2 separate regions of the Mus musculus genome follow, and region 2 is linked to region 1. A link is a loop called in an ENCODE intact Hi-C map of the cell type or tissue named here. Cell type or tissue: heart. All regions are shown on one strand.

What was found. A loop is a pair of places that touch in the nucleus more often than their neighbours do. Peaks named below come from ENCODE experiments on the same cell type or tissue, not always from the same donor. Only the 100,000 strongest peaks of a DNase experiment are listed, where the experiment ranks them.
Region 2: it touches region 1 in a loop (2.3-fold over the local background); 3 of 42 quality-filtered maps call a loop at or near these places.

The regions. Positions count from the first base shown.
Region 1 is chr13:24,827,659-24,835,658 of GRCm38, forward strand. It overlaps Acot13 (acyl-CoA thioesterase 13), which reads right to left and starts at 3,831. Exons shown (of 3, transcript NM_025790.2): 1 at 3,568-3,831. The coding sequence starts at 3,648. Tdp2 (tyrosyl-DNA phosphodiesterase 2) reads left to right here and starts at 4,001. Exons shown (of 7, transcript NM_019551.2): 1 at 4,001-4,271; 2 at 4,352-4,437. The coding sequence starts at 4,074. In heart, no CTCF peak of the experiment used is centred here; a DNase peak (open chromatin) is centred at 3,943; H3K4me3 peaks cover 3,612 bases; H3K27ac peaks cover 2,241 bases.
Region 2 is chr13:24,753,597-24,761,596 of GRCm38, forward strand. Gmnn (geminin) reads right to left here. Exons shown (of 7, transcript NM_020567.2): 2 at 6,564-6,621; 3 at 4,000-4,077; 4 at 3,004-3,139; 5 at 62-144. The coding sequence starts at 6,614. Among named protein-coding and RNA genes, the nearest start is that of Gmnn, 4.3 kb to the right of the region's middle. In heart, no CTCF peak of the experiment used is centred here; no DNase peak of the experiment used is centred here; H3K4me3 peaks cover 1,406 bases; H3K27ac peaks cover 1,083 bases.

The DNA.
Region 1 (8,000 bases):
CAGCCAGGCCCGGTAGCAGAAGCCTTTAATCCTAACATGCGGGAGTCGGGGGCAGGCAGATCTCTGTGAGTTTGTGGCAGGCCTGATCTACAAAGTGAGTTCCAGGATACTAGGGGCTGTTACACAGAAAAACTCTGAATTGATAAAACCGATCCAAAACAAAATAAAACAAAAAGCAAAAGGAGGACATCACACTGGGAGGCAGCAGCGAGTGCATCTGAGAGGACTACGGAGTGAGTCCATTCAAATACATTCCATTTGAAGTTCTCAAAGAATAATCAACATACAAAAAAAATTCTCAAAAAATGTGCAGCTTTATATAAGTAGTGCTCAATTCTAGAATTGAAAAGGCCAACTAGAATCTATGAATTACTGTAAATGTGTCTTTGGATAGGACTCCAAAGGAGGCAGCCAGAGAAGGCTGGTGAAAATAAATACCCAAGCCTGTGGCAGGAATCTAGGGAGGCACTGCTGGCCCTTACGAGGTCTCCTGCCTTCCTTGCAGAACCTTGAAAGTTATAAACAAGCACTTAAGTGTATTCCAGTATTCTTTATATTCAAGTGTTCCTATAAAGAGGGCATTTGAATAAAGTATAGTGTATCTACAAAATGGAACAATCTTTCTAAAAAGAAAGCAGGGCCTCGGAGTTCTGTCCTGCAGCTGGCTGGAAGCTCTTTTGCAGGCTCTGGCTTGAATGCATTCTAAAGCTCAGGTTCACTCACCAGGATGTGGTAGTGTGCCTGAGTTCTCCTAACATGAGGTGCAAACTGTGTGCCCTCGTGACTGGATTTCCAAGGCTGCCCAATAATAATTCAAATTGCCAATAAGACAATTTGAAAGATTCCCTTTTGGAAGCAAACCAAATTTGCAAGCATGGAGGGACGACAGTTTCCTGCTAGCTGGCCTGCCTCTGCAAGTAGGGCGCTTCAGAGATGCAGCAATACTGAGTTCCCACTCGTGGAGGGGTGGGCTTTTCAGTGATGCAGCTGCCTCCGAGTGCTGTGTACTCTAAAACACTCACGAGGTCACTGTGTTAGCAGGCTTACTGTTGCTACCCTACCTGGGGTGAACAGATGTTAGTTCATTTCTCCCCAGGGAAAGTTACACTGTAGGAAAACATGTATCATGCAGACATAATTTCTTTTTTCTTTTTCTTTTGAGACAATGTCTCTTATATAATTCAGGTTGGCCTTGAACTAGGTATGAACTTGAGGATGATTTTGAACTTCTGATCTGTCTCCTTCCCTGAATGTTGCTGGTTACATTACAGGTGCGTGTTACCACATCTGCTTTTCTGTGATGCTAGAGATGGAAACCAGGGGTTTGTGCGTGCCAGGCAAGCATTCTACCAGCCGAGCCACATGAGCACAAAAAATTGGAAAGTGAAGAGTTAGGTGTTTTGTATTGTCTTATGAAAATGAGACTCGACCAGGATGTTGAAGTCCTTGCAGAATTAGCAAGTATAGCAATCTTTTATGAATCATTGGTGACAGAATACACCACATGAGTAATACCAGCACTCGGGAGACAGAGGCATGGAAAGTCAATACAAGTTTCAGACCAGTCAGGATCCTGTCTCAAAAAACAAAACAGCCGGGCGGTGGTGGCGCATGCCTTTAATCCCAGCACTCGGGAGGCAGAGGCAGGAGGATTTCTGAGTTCGAGGCCAGCCTGGTCTACAGAGTGAGTTCCAGGACAGCCAGGGCTATACAGAGAAACCCTGTCTCGAAAAACAAAACAAAAAAAAAAAAAAAAAAAAAGGAAATCACAAAACCCACACATACACATATACATGCCATTATACAAAAATATATACTTTAGTCTTAGCTTCTCATCCCACATAAAACAACCTCTTGTGTGTGTGTGGGGGGGGGACTTTTGGGATAGCATTGGAAATGTAATTGAAGAAAATACGTAATAAAAAAAAAAAGAAAAAAAAAGAAAAAAAAAACCAAAACAACCTCTTATCTGTCTGTCATAAGTTATCAATCACACAATAACTATTATTATATTATCGACCCCATGTAGTTTAACAGCCACTAGCTGCTACCTATAAATAATAAACTTGTGCAGTGTGGCTAGCCATACTACAAATGTGAGATTTATGCTAATTTTCAACTATTAAGTGTTTTAAAAAAAAAATCACTTTTTTTTTTTTTTGAGGGATTTGTTTATGTAACTAGCTTACAAGCTAGCCTGCATCAGCCTCCCTTAGCCTGGAATTACAGGCAGGTACCAAGCTGAACGTAGGTATGAGAATTTTAATTAGTTACTCAAAGGCAATCAAACCAATGTCAAAATTACCTCACAAAAAAACAGTCAGATGCTGTGGCACATACTATTCATCCCAATACTCAAGTAGCAGAGGCTGATCAATCTCTGTGAGATCCAGGATGACCTGGTCTACATGTCAAGTTCTGGATAGAACTTAAATAAATAATAGAAAATAAATAAATAAATAAAACCAAATAAATACGTTACAAAATATTCTAATACCCAGGAGGGTGAGGAAAGCTTACGGAGAAGTGGCTATGGAACCCTGTCAACGACAGGTGCCCACCTGCAACCCTGTCAATGACGGGCTCCCACCTGCAAGCTTGGATTAACTACATCCCAGTCCTCATAAAGTTGTTTTTGGTTGTTTTTAAAGAATTAAAATTTCCTCTTAAATCATTAAAATTCTTTTTAGGTAATATTATCTTTCTAAAAGTCACTGTCAAATGCTGTCCTTAGTTTTGAAATATTTCCTATTGGAAAACATTAAATATATTTACCTAAGGGTTATTTCCTATTTTTTTGACACTTTATGAACATAGTTAAAAAATTCTAAGAGGGGGCGTGTTCAGGAAAAAGATTTCAAATGCCTGTTGTTGACCAAAATTTATATTTCATGCCCAAATTCTTTTTAAATTTCCAAGTATTTTTTCTTAATCAGAAAAATAGACATGCGTGCATTAAAACATTTATTAAAAAGTCTGCAGCAAGTTCTAAGGTTAAGTGTCTTTCTACTCTGACAATACCACGCACTGGACTTCTGCTACGGATATTTATTAAGGATTGCTTCCTATAGAACACAATGTCTATAAAGTCTGGAAAACAGTAGTCTACGTTAGTTCATGTGGAATGGCAGGGTGCAGGCACTGGTCCTGGTTAACTCTGTAGACTCCCAGGCCAGCCTGGACTACAAGGGTTCTCAGCCAACAAACGTTACATAGTTACATAGACCTAGTTACAAAGACCTAGTCTCAAAAGCAAGAAATACAACACACGTACAGGTGGTTCTCGCATTCACTTCCGTACCTCAAACCTCCTTGACTCTTAAGAAACAATTCCTATATACTAGCCCTGCAGGCTCCAGCGTCCCTTAAATGGTACGCTGACATTTTTTCTCCACACACTCCAACAGTTTGCTGGTTAAAAAAAAAACAAAAAACAAAAAACCAAACATGCTTATTTACGTTTCGATGAGAATCCACGCCACGCACTTCCCCTGCGTTTGCGAGGCCACTAAGGTGTTTTACTAGGTTCGTCCCCTTCACCAGATACTTCGCCTACAATAAATATACCTTTTCCAAAACTCTATCAAAACCGGGAACTTTGAACATAACCTTCATTACTTCTCGTAGGTTCTGGGTCATGCTGCTCATCGTGGACGCAAAGCAAGAGTCTGGGCTCTGCGAGAATGAACTCTGGAAGAGACGTTTGTGAGAGGACAAGGGTGTGGAAGGTCAAGTCTGCAAGCCCGGCCGCTGTCGCGTCGTGCTCGGGAGAAAGGATCGCGCGCCCCGGTCGCCCTGGTCCTAGATGATCACGGGTTACCTTCACTCTTTAGCGCCCCAGCGCGCACGCGCAACCTTCAGGCCTCCTCGGCCCCTCCTTCCCCTCCCCTCCCCCTCCCCCTCCCCATCTGCGCCTCGCTGGCCGCGGACGGGGACCAGAGAGGGCGGTCTTCTTGCCGGAAGGTTGACGCGGACGCGCTTGCACGCTGCGCGCCTGCGCAGGTTCCGGCGTTCGCGATCAGTCGCGCGGGAAGCAGCGTGAAGAGCGGGTGTTTTGAGGGGACCCTGCGGCGATGGCGTCTGGCAGCAGTTCCGATGCGGCGGAGCCCGCAGGGCCGGCAGGGCGGGCGGCGTCGGCGCCCGAAGCAGCACAGGCGGAGGAGGACCGGGTGAAGAGGCGGCGGCTTCAGTGCCTGGGCTTTGCGTTGGTGGGGGGATGCGACCCCACGATGGTCCCCAGCGTCCTGCGGGAGAACGACTGGCAGACGCAGGTCAGTTCGCGTCTCTCGCTTCCGCCGCTCTCCCCCGGGAGGCGGGGCGCGCCCTGCAGCCTTGTGCCTTTGCTTTTCAGAAAGCCCTGAGCGCCTACTTCGAGCTGCCAGAGAACGACCAAGGGTGGCCGCGCCAGCCTCCCACGTCCTTCAAGTCCGAGGCCTAGTAAGCGACGGGGGTCGCGGGCTGCTCGCCGAGGGCGGGGAGGGACCGCCTGCTGGGCTTGGGCGTCCGAGGACCGGGACCTGGAAAAGGGCGGCCGGCGCCCCAGAGCTGGAAATCTCAGGGAATGCTTCCGAGGATGCAGGGTCACTTCCCAGCGGGACTTGTCTTTGTTGTTTTGGGACGAGTCTCACTGTGTAGCGCTTGGCTGGCCTGGAACTCGTCGTTATTTGAACCAAGCTGGCCTCGAACTCAGATCAGCTTGCTTCTGCCCTCTCAGTGCTGGCACGTTGAAGGCACATACTAGAACTGGCTTCCAACGTGATTTATTTTATTTTATTTTATCTTATTTCTTAAACCTGAAGATTATTTTATGTATTTTGAGGCAGAACCTCACCCTTTATCCCTGGCTGGCCTGAGCTTGGTGTGTAGACTAGGTTGGCCTCAAACACAGATCTACCTGCCTCAGAATCGAATGGGCTGGATTTAGAGTGCCCACCACCACACTGGGATGGAATTTTTGTTTAATGTTACCGTTATTTGTTCTTTTTCGAGACAGAGGCTTGCAATAATCCTGACCTCCAGCTCTCTTCCAGCCTCCCTTTTGCTAGCATTGCATCTGATTCCAGCACTCCCTACCCGAACTTTTTATTTGAGCCATATATGTCCAGGCTGACTTGGAACTCCTTTGTGGTCAAGGCTTGCCTTCCATTGGCCCAGTACTGGGATTAAAGGTTTGTGAAACCCTGGCTACTGAAATACACTTACTGACCTGAAATATTGGTGATATGTAAACTGAAGATTAGAAAAAAAACAGAGGTAGAGATTTTCTCCTGAAGAATGGTAACCTGTAAGTCTCCTTGTTTCTGCATAGTTTATCTGCTCTCCTCTTGCCAAAGAACGATAGTTTTTCTTTTGAGACAGGTTTGTTTCAAGTTTGATTAGTTTGGCACAAGTTTGTGTGTAGTTCAGGCCGGCATTGAGCTCCTAGCAATCTTGCCTCAGCCTGTGGGAACTAAAAACCATACCAGCCAGGTTTAATATTTGTTTTTAGTGTATGCTGTTCCTGTTGTCTCAATGCCCTGCCTCCGATTTTCATTGTTGTTGTTCTACAGTTTGCAGAATAAAACTAAGGTGCCGTACTGGGCCTTGTACACGAATTGGCCACTGTTCTTTCCAGAGTGTCTTACATGGGAGTTGTCTGTGTCAGAAGAGACGGGCAATCATCATAAAACAGCTGTGCTGAAAATTACGTGGGAAGTTGTTTAGAAAATGTTGGGTCTGCACACTCCAGAGGTTATAAATAAATAAAGAGTGGAGTCCACCTATCCAGTACCCCCTCCCCACCTCCTCCAGTTACTTGTGTGTAGGTTAGACAACAACTCTGGTCTGGTTGGAGGCAGGGTTTCTTTATATAGCCCTGGCTTGTCCTGGAACTCACTCTGTAGACCAGGCTGGCCTTGAACTCAGAAATCCGTCTGCCTCTGCCTCCCAAGTGCTGGGATTAAAGGCGTGTGCCCACTGCCCAGCCCCAGAAGAGGGCATAAGAACCCTTGAAACTGGGGTTAGTTATGAGCTATGCATGCTGCAGTTCTAGGACTTGAACCCAAGTCCTCTGAAAGACCAAGTACTCCTAAAGTGATCTCTTCTGTCTCAAATGTTTTTAGTTAAAAATGAAGGGCCTAAGATCAGATAATGTTCTGAAATTGCTTAGCCTTTTCTCTTTGGTAAGGCTGCAGAAAAAGTATAATATTGAATGTTAGAAAAGAAAGCTTTCTGAGATGGGTGAAGTTCCAAAAGGAACTTGGCATTAAACATAGTTTTTGGTTCTCTTTAAAAATACTTTTATACATACAGATGATTTTTAGCCAGATGTGGTAGCTTATGTTACTTGGGAAGCTGAGGCAGGATTGCCAAAGGTTTGAGGCCAGCTTAGCCAAAGTATTGAGTCCTAGGGCAGGCAGTCTGGATATATACTTGCTAAAGTTCCTACTTTATAAGCTTGTAAGTTTGAGCCTTGCAGGTATACATTTCGAGACCTTGTTTCAAAGAGGGTGTTTACATTTCATATTTTGCTTTAGAATTGGTACTAAACTATCTTGCATCAAGACCTTGGCTTCAAATCTTCACTAGAAAGAACAGGATGACTGATTCTAGGCAGGAGTAAGTGAGCTAGGAGATGGATTTAGAATAATCTACAGTGCTGGGAAGTAAGGGAGTAGCCAGAGAATGTTGGAAACGTTCCAGGAGAACATAGGATTAATGTAAAATTGGTGACAAGGAATACTTGGGTATTTCAGAACAGGTTGTAGTCTGCACAATAAAATACGAACCCATATTTAAGTAAGTATCTGCTGTTTGTGGGACAAGTAACTTTTAAAAAAAAAAAAATTACTTATTTTATGTACATGAGTACACTGTCTCTATCTTCAGACACACCAGAAGAGGGAATCCGATCCTATTACAGATGGTTGTGAGTCACCATATGGTTGCTGGGAATTGAACTCAGGTCCTCTGGAAGAGCAGTTGGTACTCTTATCTCTCCAACCCGACTAGTTACTGTTGTAGGGGAATTTAAACTGCTAAATTTCTAAGGCTTGAGGAATTAGAAAAATCTCTTGAGAACTATTAAAGAAATGTTTCAGTTAAGTACGGGCAGTAAAACCAGGATGAAAGTTGAGTCATAAACAAGATGCTTCCATAGTTAAAACCCACAAAATACTAAGGAGAATGGGAAAAATCAGTACTTTTCAGTGGGGATATTTGGTTAACACCTTAACCATGCATTGGTAATGCTGTCATTCCTGTCCCAAAGTTCATACCTAGACTTGTAAGAAAACATCAAGATTAACTGAATTATTGTATAAAACAATGATTGTATAAAACAAGTAGCCTGTACTCTTCAAAAATGCCTCATGAGGAAGACTAAAAAATATATATATGTTTATACACACACACACACACACACATATATATATATATATATATATATATATATATATATATATATGTATATTGATGGTAATGGAGCTGACGGTTCAGGTTGTATGGTATGTATGCAAGCAAGCCTTTCGAGAAGAATAGAAGTAAGTGGTTTGGAAATAGACTAAGGTAAATAATTGTTAATTAAACAAGAAAATACTAGTATTTGTAAATTTCGGGTACATAGTTGGTTAGGGGTTCTGTTTTTACTGCTTTTCTGTTTTGAAAGTCAGTAATTGTAAGACTCAAAAGTTAACAAGATGCCCGAGGCTGAATACGTCAAAGAAAGCCATTATTTGTGGTCATGCGGTAGTTGTATGGTTATTGTGCAGGAGGATCGCATTGTGAAACAAGGAGCAACTCTAGGAGAACAGCGAGACAGGACAGTGTGCAGCTCTTTTTTACCATGTGGGTTCTGAGATAGAACTCAGGCCATTAGGCTTGGAAGCAAGCACCTTGATGCACCAAGCTCTCTCCAGCCCAACTTTTCCTTTTCTATAGAGTCTTAGGAGTCTTCAAAGAAAAATATAGGATAAGTATCTGTTATCTGAAGTGTTGGGACCAAAAATTATTTTGAGTTTCGT
Region 2 (8,000 bases), 74 kb before region 1:
TTCCTTACTACGCTGATGAGAGAGCACCAGCGAACCGTGAATGGAACGAAGCAACGCTTACTTTCTCATTCTCTTTCAGCGCTTCGTAGAGAGCTTTCCTCCGCTGCTCTGCCACTTCTTTCCAATACTGAGAAGATGGGTTCTCTGGGGAAAAAAAAATTAGTGTTTTATGTAACTTCAAATATCAGTGCTCTAAGCCTGGTCGTAGCAGAGTATACCTAGAGTGAAAACAAGTCCTTGTTTCAAAAATAACAAAAAAAAAACTTAGCTGGGTGTGGTGGCACACACCTTTAATTCCAGTACTTGGGAGTCAGAGGCAAACAAGATCTCTGTGAGCCTGAGGCTAGCCTGGTCTACAGAGCTCCAGCACAGCCAGGGTTACACAGAAAAACACTGTCTCAAAAAATAAAAACAAAAACAACCTTACTGCTAAAAAAAAAAAAAAAAAAAAAAAAAAGCAATAATTTATTTTTATTCAAAAATCCCAATCTCATTTTATTTTCTCACAATATCATCAAAGTTTTCGATCCCTGAGCTGCAACAGAAGGAAAATAAGTGCATTGCTTAATATTTTACAAGATCTGTTTTGTGCTTATTCACTTTTTATTTAACCTTTATGGGGACTCTGCCACCACTCAGTCCAAATATAAGATTGAAAAGTCTAGACTAGTTAATCTGCATATAATTCTTAATTTTGAATTTGTTTCAAGCTCAACATCTGTGGCTAGAATATTGCACACATGCGCTGTGTTCTCAGTGAATCATCAGGAAGTCCACAGCAAAGTCACAAAACTGAATATAAAATTTCACCAAGTTGATTAAGATGCCATAAACCAAGTTTCTCCCTGGTAAAGATTGTTTTTCTTGGTAATTAGTAAGAGATCTAGGGAGTAAAACTTGAGTTTGTTAATCTATTCCCCAACCAATTTTAACACTACTATGATTCTTGCCTAAATCATCTGTAACTCACCACAGCAGCTGACTTTGAAATGAATTCTCCCTTTTCAGTTTTCTATTATCACTACAGATTCATATGTTCCTTCCCATTCAATGTACTAAGACTAATTCTGTCTGTCTGTCTGTCTGTCCTTTGAGACATGTATCCCAGGTTAGCCTGGAACTTCATGAACAGCTGAGAATGGCTGTGAGATGACCCTACCTTCACCTTGGAAAACATGTATTACAGGTGCGTGACAGCACTGCTCATTTTGACGGTGACGTTTTCACCCGTTTAATCAATGTGAATCTGTTTCTTAAACAGGTCCACCATGTTCCCTTACTCTGATATAAGAAACTTGGGGATCACTACCCAGTGCCCTGCTCTCCTGGAATCAGCCACTTCCTTAAGAGCATCCGTGCAGAGCAGAGTTTAAAAACCAAGAACTGGCTCTCTGGTGTGCTTCCTGCTTTCAGTAGAGGGCTTTTAACTATCCATTCATACTAGTTCTCCCAACTCCAGTACAAGAGTTCACCCTTCCCTTCTTCATTCCACACATGGTTTTCCCATTCACCCTAGTACGGACCTGCCTCCCAACAAACACATCACTCATTGCTCCATTCCAAAGCATACACAACATTTTTCTTTTCAAGAGTACACTAATGCACTACCAACAGATTCCACAAAACTCAGGCACTCTGCGCAAGCCTCTTACTTCTACTGATACATCCCACTGGAATTCTGAAGTCAGAGGTGTGCTGGTACTTTCAATACTAGGACAGTGCATGATCACTGATGATTATGTGAGCCATGTTTTTGCCGAGTATGGAGCTAACCCTTGACAGATTTTAACCTACATTACGAGTACAAACATTTAAGTTCTGTTCTGTCTCATGAAAAAGCTGTTGTGGATCTATCCAGTTGCCCAACTGTTTCTTGGTTTTGGGGTTTTTTTTGTTTGTTTGTTTGTTTGTTTTTTTGGTTTTTTTCAAGATAGGGTTTCTGTGTAGCCCTGGCTGTCCTGAAACTCATTCTGTAGACCAGGCTGGCCTTGAACTCAGAAATCTGCCTGCCTCTGCCTCCTAAGTGCTGGGATTCAAGGCGTGTACCACCACTGCCCGGCTGCCCAACTGTTTCTAACTTTGCCCTATCGAAGTACTTTCTGCTTCTAAACTTCCTTACAACATCCCAAGTAACTAAGATCAAACCTACCTGTTCCTGTGTCCTTGAACAAGCCTATGCTTAAATTTCTCACGGCCACTGACCAATACAGAAGAAAAAAAAAGTCGTCTCACTGATGAGCCAGGTGTGGCAGCTCAAGATTGTCACTGAAGAGGCTGAGGCAAAAATTCAAAGCCAGACCGGGGCTACACTGAGTTCTAGGACAGTCCAGGCTGCAGTGTCTCACAAAAAAAGAAAAGCCCAACCACAATGTTTCTAAAACATCATCAGTTTCCTCTTCAGATTTCTTCTACTCCTCCATTAAATACTACCACTTTTTAAAAGTGTTTCGGCAGGCAGTGGTGGCACACACCTTTGATCCTAGCACTCGGGGAGCAGAGGCAGGCAGATCTCTCATTTGGAGGCCAGCCTTTTCTTCAGAATGAGTTCTAAAATAGCCCGGACTACACAGAGGAACCCGGTGTCTCAAGAAAAATACAAAAAAATAAAAAGGAAGAAAGGAAGGAGAAAAAAAGGTGTATTTCTCATTTACCTTCAACCCCTTTCTCCAGTGATGTTCCCCCGGTCCCATTACTTAGTGTTCTCTTGGAATATTCAAATCCATTCTCCATTAACACTTTTCTGAAAAGCCCATTTCTGGGTCTTAAAGATCCCAATGCAACTTACTGAGACGCCAACTCAGTCACTGTCCTGTTCTTTAATATTTCACCCACACTGGGGTCTTGCCAAACAAATGGTCTGTCCCATGCGTCCAAATTTAGAGTATTTTCATATTTACAACACAAAATTTTAAATTATCAAACAGCAACCCCACCAAGTAAGACACCATAATTTAACCTTTCAAGGCAAGACTTATGTTGGTTTTTTTTTTTTTTTTTGCATACCTTTACTTATAAGATCAAAGGCTTCCTGGGTGAGGTCTCCAACATCCTTATTTTCATTAGCTTCTGGACCACAGCTTGAAGTCTGAGATGCTAGCTGGTCATCCCAAAGCTTCCTTTTGAACAAGCCTTTTGGCAACTGTGATTTGATGAACAAGAAAGCTACATTATTTACTTATGTAGTTAAGAATCCATTTTAAAAGTTATATAATTCAAAACCACCAAAATAGGGCTGGTGAGTTAGTTCATTGGTTAATGGTACTTGCCACCAAGACTAACAACCTGCATTCTATCCAGGGGACCCACACAGTGAAGGAAGCAGAGTCCCGAAAGCTCCTCTGACTTCAGTTGGGGACTGTAGTACTTATGGGCTTTAAAGACCATGCAAACATATATATACCTACACAGGTATGTGCAGATACAAAATAGCTGTATTTTTTTAGATTTTATTGTAATTACGTTTTTATATCTCTGTGTTAGTTTATACATTTACATGCAGTTCTTGGCCAGAAAAGGGTGTCCCATCCCTTTAAGGAAAAGCGACAGGCAGTTGAGCTGCCCACTGGGAACTGAACTCAGGTCCTCTTCAGCCCAGAAATGTAATTTAAAAAAAAAAAAAGTTACCAGAATGTATAATATTATTTTAGGAATCTTATTTGCAATTATTTTGGTTAGAACTACAGCTTAGCTACAATAAAGAAAAGATTAGGGGGTGGAGAGATGGCTCAGCAGTTAAAAGCACTGGCTGCTCTTCCAGAGGTCCTGAGTTCAAATCCCAGCAACCACATGGTGGCTCACAACCATCTGTAATGAGACCTGATACCTTCTGACAGCTACAGTATACTTATATATAATGAATAAATGAATCTTAAAAAAAGAGAGAGAAAAAGAGAAAGAAAGAGAAAAAGGAAGAAAGAAAAGGTTTGTTTTTAAGAAAGTCGGGGAAATGTCTAGTGCTGACTGGCCCACGGTCCACCCATCCTAGCCCTGTACACATACCTCATTTTCTCTGCCAACAAGAGATCCATCTGCAGAAGGCTGGATCATCTTCAGCGTTCTCCTTGGGACAGGACTATTCTAAAAGTCAAGATGATTCATTATCTGGTTACAGCTGTAGGATTACTTTCTGAGTTTTTACATATTAGACTTAGTCTTACTAGAATTTGAAAGGAAAAAAAAAATCACTAAGAACACAAAATTTGGCCTGCTATATACATAAAGTCTCACAGTGCTGTATCCAAACCAGATATTGGCTTCATCAACCAGCAGACTCATCTCCCAAGAGAATACTAAAGCTTGAAAAGATCGTTAATGGGCCCTACCATCCAACCAGATACACATAACTTCCCTCATTCTCACACATATTCTCACTGTACTCACAGTCAACTTACTTATCTCAGGCAAAACACACGTGACATACTTCCTGTGTTGGCATTGATTGTCCAAACACTAGCCGGGCAGCGGTGGCGCGAGCCTTTAATCCCAGCACTCAGGAGGCAGAGGCAGGTGGATTTCTGAGTTCGAGGCCAGCCTGGTCTACAAAGTGAGCTCCAGGACAGCCAGGGCTACACAGAGAAACCCTGTCTCGAGAAAAAAGATTAAAAAAAAAAAAGATTCTTCCAAATTTGGAATTTATAAACACTCTACTTACAAGAGGTAAACACTGAGAGAAGAGTAAGTTAAACCACAAAATACTCTCTAATAAAAAAGATTCATCTCATTTCAGAACTCTAAATATTCCCAAACAATAATGGACATTTGTGAAAACCTGCTGGTTAATTTTTACCAAAAAACAAAAACAAAAGCAAAACAAAACAAAACAAAAACAAAAAAAAAACGACCGTATCTGGGAAAAGGGAAGCTCAGCTGTTGAAATGCTATTATCACAATGGCCTATAGACAAGTGGGGGGCGGGGAGGAAGCACATTTTCTTGATTGATTGTCGATGTGAAGGGCTCAGCTGTTGCCATGCTATCCCTGGGGTTAAGAGTTGGCTAGAGGTGAGGGGTTAGGGGAGAAGCCAGTAAGTAAGGAGCGTTCCTGCATGGCCTATGCTTCAGTTCCTGCCTTGAATTCCTGTTCTGCCCTCTCTCAAGGGTCAGACAGTGACTCAAGAGCTAGAACCTGAAATAAACTCTCATCCTGTTTGTTTCTGCTCATGGTGGGTTTGTTGTTGTTTTGGTTTTTCTGAGACCGGGTTTCTCTGTGTAGCTGTGGCTATCCTAGAACTTACTATGTAGATCAGGCTGGCCTTAAACTCACAGAGATCCACCTGCTTATACCTTCTTGCTGGGACTAACGGGTGTGTCACCGTGCCTGACACAAGGAATGTAACTTTTAGCAATACATTGTAGGTGGAATTGTAAGTGGGAACAAATGCATGTGTGGATAATGGTAGCCCCTCAGCTATCCCCTGACAGTAGAAGCAGTTTTGCTACAAGTCCATTCATTAGGACATTGATAGAATGTCAGTGCTTTAGGCAAATTAAATACTCTGGTCCAGGCTGGTAGCACAAACCTGTAATCCCAGCACTGGGTAGGTTGGGAGGCAGGCAGGAGAAGCTCTCTTGAGTTCAAGGCCAGCCAGATGTCTACATCACAGTGAGTGGCACAGTAACCAGGGCCACTTACTGAGAACCTATATCAAAAAATAAACACCAATAACAAAAACAAGCCAGACTTGGTGGCATAAACCTTTAATCCTGCCACTTGGAAGGCAGAGATAGGAGAATTTCTATGAATTTCAGGATAGCCACGGCTACTAGTAAGACCTTGCCTCAAAACAAGCCCTTCCAAAAACAAACAACAAAAGCCTTCTAAAATGCCCAAGCTATTATTTTAAAAACAAAAAGTTGCCTTCTTTATGATATGCAAATAGCCCCTGTAGTGTTCCCGATTTGAAAGTTTTATTTGGGAAAGAAAATCATTAGTTATACTGCCACCATGGGACAGCAAACAATGGTAAACACTCAAGCAAGGTTAGCAAGAACATGACACCACACCTGCGTGAGAAAGTTACTGTGCTTCACACGGCTGCGTCCACCTTTCCCACGGTAGCCTCTAGTGTTGCTTATCTCGCTGTGCAACGGAGGGACCAATGCCAGCCACCACGAGAACAAATATTATCACGACATCTCAGATACAATGTAGGTGCCAGATTAATCAAGTCTCCAAACAGAAGAAAATACAACTAAGTGCTTGATGTTGATCATGGTCAAAGAAGCCAACCCACCTGCTGTCATGCTCACGTTCACACACAACACTTCCACGACTTCCACTTCATAGATGTAAGCTTTCTGAACGATAGCCCACGGAATGTATACTACTATATCCTTTTCTCTAAACACACAGTGCACAGAAGAGCAGACTTCTAGACTCCAAGTTTCACTCATATTTAAATCTTAACCCTCTTCCTAAAACTATATACAAGCGTATACTCCGTTCACTCTGGCACTGGAGGAAATCTCAGCCCCCGGGGTTTGGGGCCAGCCTGGGCAACACAACAAAACTTCACCTCTTAATTAAAACAAATTCAAGCACACTGAAGTGGCTCCATTACATACCTTCACATTCTCTTGGGCTCCCTCCTGCTTCTGCTTCATACTGAGATTCATTTTTCAGCTGGCAAAGCACAAGAAGAAAAGGTGATTTCAGTATTTATATCTGAATGTGGAATCTAGATTTTTTTTTTAGAAAATTATTTATACCACAAAAATCTTACTACTTTATGGTAGAACCACTATCTGTAACAATGGCACAGTGTCCTGTACAAACTACAGAGATCTCAAAAAGACCTGAGAAAAGGGCACTGGGAAAAGCCAAACAGACACTTGGGCCCATTCACCCTAAAGAACAGCATCATGCACATGACTGCAATCCTGGAACACGGTGGAGATAGGAGCCTATGGGAGCCTAGGCTACGCAGCCAAGAGCCTGTCTCAAAAACAAAAACAAAACCCAAGATCTTTTGGCTCCAACCAAGATGTCGAGCTCAGTGAGTACTGTGCATAACAAGCATGCACAAAGGCTCAGCTCAGTTCCTGGTACTGCATAACCAGACACAAGTCCATAATACCAGCAGCTGGGCAGAGAACCAGAATTCAAGGTTATAGTCAGCTACGTAGCAAACACAAGACCAAGCTGAATTTAAAAGGAGGCTAGGGGGAACGGTAAACTGTACCCCCCACCTCTTACTTACATGTAATTAAAAATTTACATTGTGCCCTGGCACTCACCCATGTATGCAAATATAAACAACTTATAGCCCAGCCAGAGTGGTGTTCTGTTATTTCCTATTCTATTTCAAGTTAATAAAACCCGATCGCCAAAAACAAAACAAAACAAAACAAAACAAAAATTGGGCAGCGGTGGCACACGCCTTTAATCCTAGCACTTGGGAGGCAGAGGCAGGCGGATTCATGAGTTCAAGGCCAGCCTGGTTTACAGAGTGAGTTCCAGGCCAGGGCTACACAGAGAAACCCTCTGTCTCGGAAAAACAAACAAACAAACAAACAAACAAACAAAAAACCCGATCGGAAACCTATTCGCAGGGGCTTTGATGTATTTCTCTTTTCTTTTTAAATGGCTAAGTGGGCAAAGCTGACCTTGAACTCCTGTACCTCCTGCCTCAACCTCCTGGGTGCAGGAGACTGAGCACTGACACCAGGCCCAGACTTGGATAACGAAGGCAGTGGGCCAAGATCCCGCTATCATTAGTGAGTCGTGAGCACAGAGACAGTGTCGGAGAACCTACTATCACCTACAGCGGCACCACTGGGAGAGCAGACGCAGGACTCAATGCCCTTGTCCCAGGAGTAGCGTTTGCTGCAGTTGGTGAGCAGGCGGGAGGGATCTACACCCAGTTCAACCCCTAGCCGTGCAATCAGCCCGGACTCCGAGGCAGCAAACTTCCCCGGGCGCGCCGGCCCCGCCCAACGCGGCGCGCGCCAGCCAATAGGAAGAGCGAACACCAGAGCGCGCCAAAACCGACCTCACCAATG